Regions from separate parts of the Homo sapiens genome. Here region 1 is linked to region 2. Evidence: chromatin loops called from intact Hi-C (ENCODE). Cell type or tissue: heart left ventricle. All regions are shown on one strand. Links, peaks and the distances in the headings refer to the core of each region. The heading gives the core; the rest is flanking DNA.

Region 1 (2,901 bases), core at 162-2,661, 110 kb after region 2:
AAACAAAACTGAAAACAGAAAAACAACTATAGGAAAATGCCCATGTGTTTTACAAGGCAGGCTCTGCTTCAGCCGTGAAAGTGGATCAGGAGTTAATCTGTTTCTGCAGACGCATTTTATGAATAGCAAATCAGTTTCTCCCTGTTCCTCCTACATCGAGGCTGGACACACCTTTACAGGGGATCAGTGTGAAGGGAAGCTGGTGAGGCTGCCTGGGAAGCCCCCTGCCTGCGTCTCCCAGTGGACTTCTTGGGAGCGCCCCCTCCCTGCCTCTGCCCCTCAGCGCCTGAACTGTGGCCACTTGCACTCCTGTTGCCTCCCCAGTGGCTTGAACTCCAGAACTTGCCACCCTTCAGTGGAATTCCTGGAGGAGTGAGGAGCTCTGTGCTATGCTTGGCCACCGAACATGGGCCATCTCTTCTATTATGGTTTGAAATGTCCTCTAGTGTCTTGTTTGGTAATTTTCTAATAATATGGGGAGACCGCGCGGGTGTCCGCTAGCTTGTCTGCTGGTTCTTACTCATGGTGCCTTCTTCCCTTTCAGACTTGGATATCTTTGTGTGCGTCTTGGGGCCCTTTGAAGGGTGTCTGTGGGGTTTCCGTGAGGCCAAGGACAGAGGTTCCTTCTCACAAGGATAGTGTTTACTTTCACATGGACAGCCCAGACCACCTGGAACCAAGTGCACAGAAGCCCCACCATCTCCGGGCCTCCCGGGTGTGATGGGCAAGGGGTCCAAGTCCGCAGGAGCTCCGAGGCTCTTTGTGCTTGAATCCGTGAGTTTCCTTTCCTTTTTTCCTCCCACTCCTTTTAATGCTAACGAATTCCTTGTTTTGGGGCAGGGGCCAGGGTTATCTCTGCTTCAGTCTTCACCCAAGGTGAGGCCTTTCACGCTTCCAGCTTGATATGCCCCTATCAGGCTCCTCATACCTTGACCTCTGTCTACCCCTCTACTCCCTCCAAGGTCAAAGCCCAACTTGCCAGGTTGGCAAATGCTCGCAGGCACCAGTGACCCCAGCGTTCTTCTCTAGGTTCTTGGTTTCCCCCTGAAACTTGGCCTGGAGGTTTCCCACTAGCTTAGCAGCCCTTTGATGCATTTAACTTAATTTTGTTATTGTTTTATCCAAAATTCTTGCTTGTTTTCAGAGGGAAAGGGGGTCTGCCATTACTGCACAGAGAATCTGGGACAGTTATTATAACCATAGAAATTTATTTTCCATGTGCTGTCCCATCTTCTTGATGAGACAGATGTTTAACAGCTGGAGAACTGGACCCATCTTTGTCCCCATCTTGCCTAGCAACAGAAGGTGGTCACTAATCAGGGATTTTCGAGCCCGTTGCTTAAGGCCGTCGTTGACCCAAAGGATAGTGAGTCCCTGCTCCTCTTCCTGAGGAGAGGCCCAGGTGCCCAGAGGGCCCTCCTGGCTTGGCTGCCTGCAGAGTGGCTGATGAAATGTCCGCTGTGTGCACAGGGCACCCAGCCCCGCTGCTCCCCAGGCAGCCCCGCAAACAGCTGTTCCTCTGCCTGCTTCCAGCTGTGGACCTGAGACCGAGAGGCTGAGCCATCGCCCTGAGCCGCATGCAGGGGAGTGGCAGGCCCGGACCCAGTGCCCAGACCTGGCTCACGTGACCCTGCTTTTTCCACTGTGTCTGCGGCTCCCTCCCAGGCTCTGTGACCTTGGGCAGCCATGGCCGTCCTGCGCCCATTCCCAGCTGTAAAATGAGAGGCTGGGCTGGCCGATCTCAAATGTCCCCTGCCAGCCCGAGATTCTGTGTTTTGTCCTGCGGTGTGACCGTGACATGCCTCCAAAGGCAGCTGCCAGTGCTCACGAGGGAGGCCTTTTTCCTGAGTTAAGGCGGGTGGGGGGACTGGGGGTGAGTTGAGGGACTGGGAGGTGGGGGAAGCACACACACGGTCCTCCCCAGCTGTGCCCTCGTGGTGAATTACCTTCAGTCCCAGGCTCAGTGCTTTGGAAATGCTCTCAGGCCCAGCACCCAGGCCTGGAACCAGCCTCCAGGCCCCTGGCCCTCCCTTTCTCTACTGGAATCTTCCAGACCGAGGCAGGTCAGCTGAAAGTCACCGACTCTGCCTTCCACAAACTCGTAGCTGACAGACCATCCCATGTCCCCTCCCAGCCCCGTCCCAGGAGGGGAACTCGCTTTGCCTTCCCACCCTCCAGGCCGACTCACTGTCCGTCACTCTCTGGGTCCCACCCACTGTCCCACCAACTTCATTGGTCTAAAAATATGCTCTGGCATCTTGTTGGAAAGCAGCAGGAATGATGGGCCCTGCTGATAAGGTGAAGAAAGTGACCCGAGGGGGCAAACTTACAGACGGGACATACTTTGGCAAAATAACAAAACAGCGGGACCTGAAGGCTGGCTTCCCAAGCGTCCTCGAGGCCTTGTGCCAGGAAGAGGACCCTCGGGCTTAGGGAAGTGAAAACCAGGCTCAGGTCCCTCACCCAGTCCCTTCTGCCCACTTTGGGAGGGAGCCCAAGAAGTCAGCTAGGGGGGGACCTCCCAGTGGGACCTGAGTCCTGATTGGAACTTTCTCGGGGGGTTTCTTGGGGACAGGACCCCATGGAATCCTCTGTGAGTACTCAGGGCCAGGCTCAGGCCCGTAAGAAAGATGCAGGCAGCTGAGAGAGGTACCCTTTACCCTTCCCCGCCTGTTTTTTTTTTTTGTTTTTTTTTTTTTTTTGAGGCAGAGTCTCGCTCTGTCACCCAGGCTGGAGTGCAGTGGTACAATCTTGGCTCACTGCAACCTCCGCTTCCTGGGTTCAAATGATTTTCCTGCCTCAGCCTCCTGAGTAGCTGGGAGCATGCACCACCACACCCAGCTAATTTTTGTATTTTTAGTAGAGACGGGGTTTCACCATGTTGGCCAGGCTGGTCTGGAT
Region 2 (2,901 bases), core at 301-2,800:
CTGCTGACCAGGAGCCTGAGTGTCATCATGTCACCCTGGGGTCTCATTCTGATGTGTAGCATGAGGCCAGCTGGCTTCCAGGGGCTGTGAGGGTGTGGCTTGGGGTGTAGGGAGGCCTGGGGTATTCAGGTGGCAGCCTTGTGCCCCCACTGTGGTGAATCAGTCAGGGTCTGGGGGCCCATGTTGCAGCAGCCCTGCTTTTGGCTGAGAACAAGGGGTTCTCTCTACCATGGCTGTTACAGAGGTGAGAGCAGGTTCAATTTCAGTGCCAGTGTGGCCCCCAATTGCTGATCCTTTCTGTCACTGCCCTGCAGCACGGGTGGCCTAGTCCCCTGCCCTGATGAGCCCACGCAGGTATGCAGGCCCTGCAGAGGTGCAGGCTGCTGCTGCCTGGCCATAGGTCATGGCTGATTTTCCGACGGCAGAGATTTGGGCTGTTCTGACGCTGCATTCACTCTCCTGCAGCCTCCTGGAGGAAAGCTATGTCATGAAGGATCCCTTCACCTCCGACAAGGACAGATTCCTGGTCCTCGGCTCGTGCTGCAGTTTGTGCAGCAGGCTGGTGTGTGTGGGCCCGGTGGGTAAGCAGCGTGGGCTGGGGCCACCTGTCCTTGCTGTGGTTATCCTGGAGCTCTCCCTGGGTAGGGAGGGCTGGGAGAGAGGGAGCAGCGGGTTCACCCCATTATAGATGGGGCCCCTCAGCTGATGAAGGGGAGAGGTGAGAGGGCAAGCTAGGGTCAGTTAGAGGGTCTCAGCCTGGTGTAGGAATGGAAATAGGTAATTGGTGGCTCTGCACCCACCCCAGTGGCCCCTCAGGGTTCCTCCCCTTCCCACCAACAGTGCAGACAGTCCTTGTGCGCCCTCTCACCAGGATGGTGACTTACTTTCTAGATGTTCTTGGAGGGATCTCCAGGAGAAGGGACTGTCCTTTCATGAGCACTTGTTGTGTGCCAGGTCCTGTGCTTGGGACCTGTTTTACTGCTGAGGCTTCATTCAGTCCTGCCCCTTAGTCAGGTAAAGCAGTATTATATTCCACCCATTTTATAGATGAGGGAACTGAGCTTCAGAGAGGCTGGGTGGGCCAGGTTCACCTGGGTAGCTGTAAACCCAAGGACGGATGGAAGTGGAGCAGCATGGCTTTCACAGCGTGCCCAGTGTACTCAGAGTGACCCCAGAGTCTGAGAAGTCCCTGAGCATCTGCCACAGGTTGACACACACAAAGGGGAGCTGTATCAATAGCCAGGGGGACGAGATGGGCCAGGGTGGGAGGAGCCTCCGCAGTGTGGCATGGGAGTATCTGAGGCTCATGGAGGAGCTGGTGGTCCAGGAGAAGCTGGGAAAGGAAGACTGCAAAGGTGGGTGGGCCAGGTGGGGAGGTGGAGGTCTTGAATGCAACACCTTGGCCTTGGGCTGCTCTTCGTGAGCAGCGGGGTGGCGGGGGTGGGGGGCGCACGCAGGTACCACAAGTCTGCAGCTTTCTTTGTTTAAACAGTAGGTTGTTAGTGAGCGGATCTCCATGGCGAAGGGTCTTTTCTAAGAACTGCAGGAGGGCAGCCTTATGTTTGCGAGCACACTAAGCTTTAAGAACAGACAGACACCAAAAATAAGAGTGGCCTAAGTAAAGCAAATAGTTATTTACTTACTTTCTCCTATGTAAGAGTCCAGAACTGGTGGCCTTGGCTGGAAGGGCACCCCTGTTGTCTTCAGCAGAGTCTCTATTTGGGTCCCTTGTGGCTGTGGAGCTCCCACCATCATATTTGCATCCCAGGCAGCGGGAAGGGACGTGAGAGCACAGTCCATGCCTTCAAAGGGCATGACCAGGAGGTGGCACACACAGTTGCTGACGCCCCTAACCAGCCTGAGTCACATGGCGATGCCCAGTTACAGAGGGGGCTGGGGAATGTCATCCTTAGCCACGTGCTGTGCACCGTGATGAATCTCGGGAGTTCTAGTGTGTAAGAGAGAGGAGAGCGGACATGGCTGCACGGTTCTGGCCTCCTGCCCAGACTAGCTGGCTCGTCCATGGCGTCTTTGGTCTGTGGGGCTGTCCTTCCTGTCCCCTGCCGCTCCCAGCACCAGGTGGCCACTGTTCGTGCTGCGATAGCTGGGACGGGAGGACTCTGGGATTTTCGGGGCATGGCCTGTGCTCCAGCTTTCCATTGTTGTCACTGCCCCGTGATGGAGCAGAGCAGGCCCCAGAGTCTTTCTGTCCCATCCCAGCTGTTCCCACCCAGGGTAGCCCAGGCCTGCATTGCTTTTCTCCTGGACACCCTGCCAGGCCCTCAGGCCTGGCTCTCCCTCTTGCTGGTCTAGCTCTGGCCACCTGCCCACACTGTGCATGCTGGGGCCCCAGCCCAGCCCCCCAAGTGTGGGAAGGGCTGGCCCCTGGGAGGAGCTGCACCATGTTCCCAGGATACTCAAGCCTCCATCCTTGTCCACTTCTTTAAGGAATGCAGTTTATTCTACTCCAAGAGATTCTGCCTCCCTTGTGTCCGGGAGAACATCAATGCTTTTCCTCAGGAAATTCGGCAAGACTTGGAGAAAAGGAAAGCTCCATCAAAGAGGACCCCCAGCCAGCCCGGTTCTCGGACGTGAGTGCAACTGGGGCTAGGTCATCGGGCGGCACCCTGCACAGAGCTCCTGGGCCAGCCTGCGCCAGGGATGCTGCTGAGCTGGGAGCCGCCATGCCTGGCCTTGTTTCTGGACCACTGGGAGCAGCACTGCAGCCCAGGGGAGCTGGAGTCCAGCTTGGAGCAGCCACAGGCCCAGGGAGCTGTAGCAAGAGGGTAGTCCAAAGGCAGATGCCAGACAAGACACAGCCAGGAACCCGGCCAGGTCCCCCCACATGCCCCTCAGGGCCCAGGCCTGAGTGAGTGCTGCTCAGATGTGACTGAGAGGGAT

The links. Peaks named below come from ENCODE experiments on the same cell type or tissue, not always from the same donor. Only the 100,000 strongest peaks of a DNase experiment are listed, where the experiment ranks them.
Region 1: a loop joins it to region 2, with 2.7 times the contacts of the local background. A loop is called at or near these places in 33 of 110 quality-filtered maps.

Annotation. Positions count from the first base shown.
Region 1 is chr22:46,138,789-46,141,689 of GRCh38, reverse strand. LOC124905138 (a long non-coding RNA gene) reads left to right here. Exons shown (of 2, transcript XR_007068140.1): 2 at 545-2,901. Among named protein-coding and RNA genes, the nearest start is that of PPARA, 10 kb to the left of the region's middle. In heart left ventricle, for the core only: no CTCF peak of the experiment used is centred there; DNase peaks (open chromatin) are centred at 1,589 and 2,129; H3K27ac peaks cover 1,716 bases.
Region 2 is chr22:46,244,786-46,247,686 of GRCh38, reverse strand. It overlaps CDPF1 (cysteine rich DPF motif domain containing 1), which reads left to right. Exons shown (of 4, transcript NM_207327.5): 3 at 466-577; 4 at 2,449-2,901. The coding sequence ends at 2,595. Among named protein-coding and RNA genes, the nearest start is that of CDPF1, 4.1 kb to the left of the region's middle. In heart left ventricle, for the core only: a CTCF peak has its summit at 1,805 (motif pointing right); DNase peaks (open chromatin) are centred at 1,906 and 2,170; H3K4me3 peaks cover 1,482 bases; H3K27ac peaks cover 2,500 bases.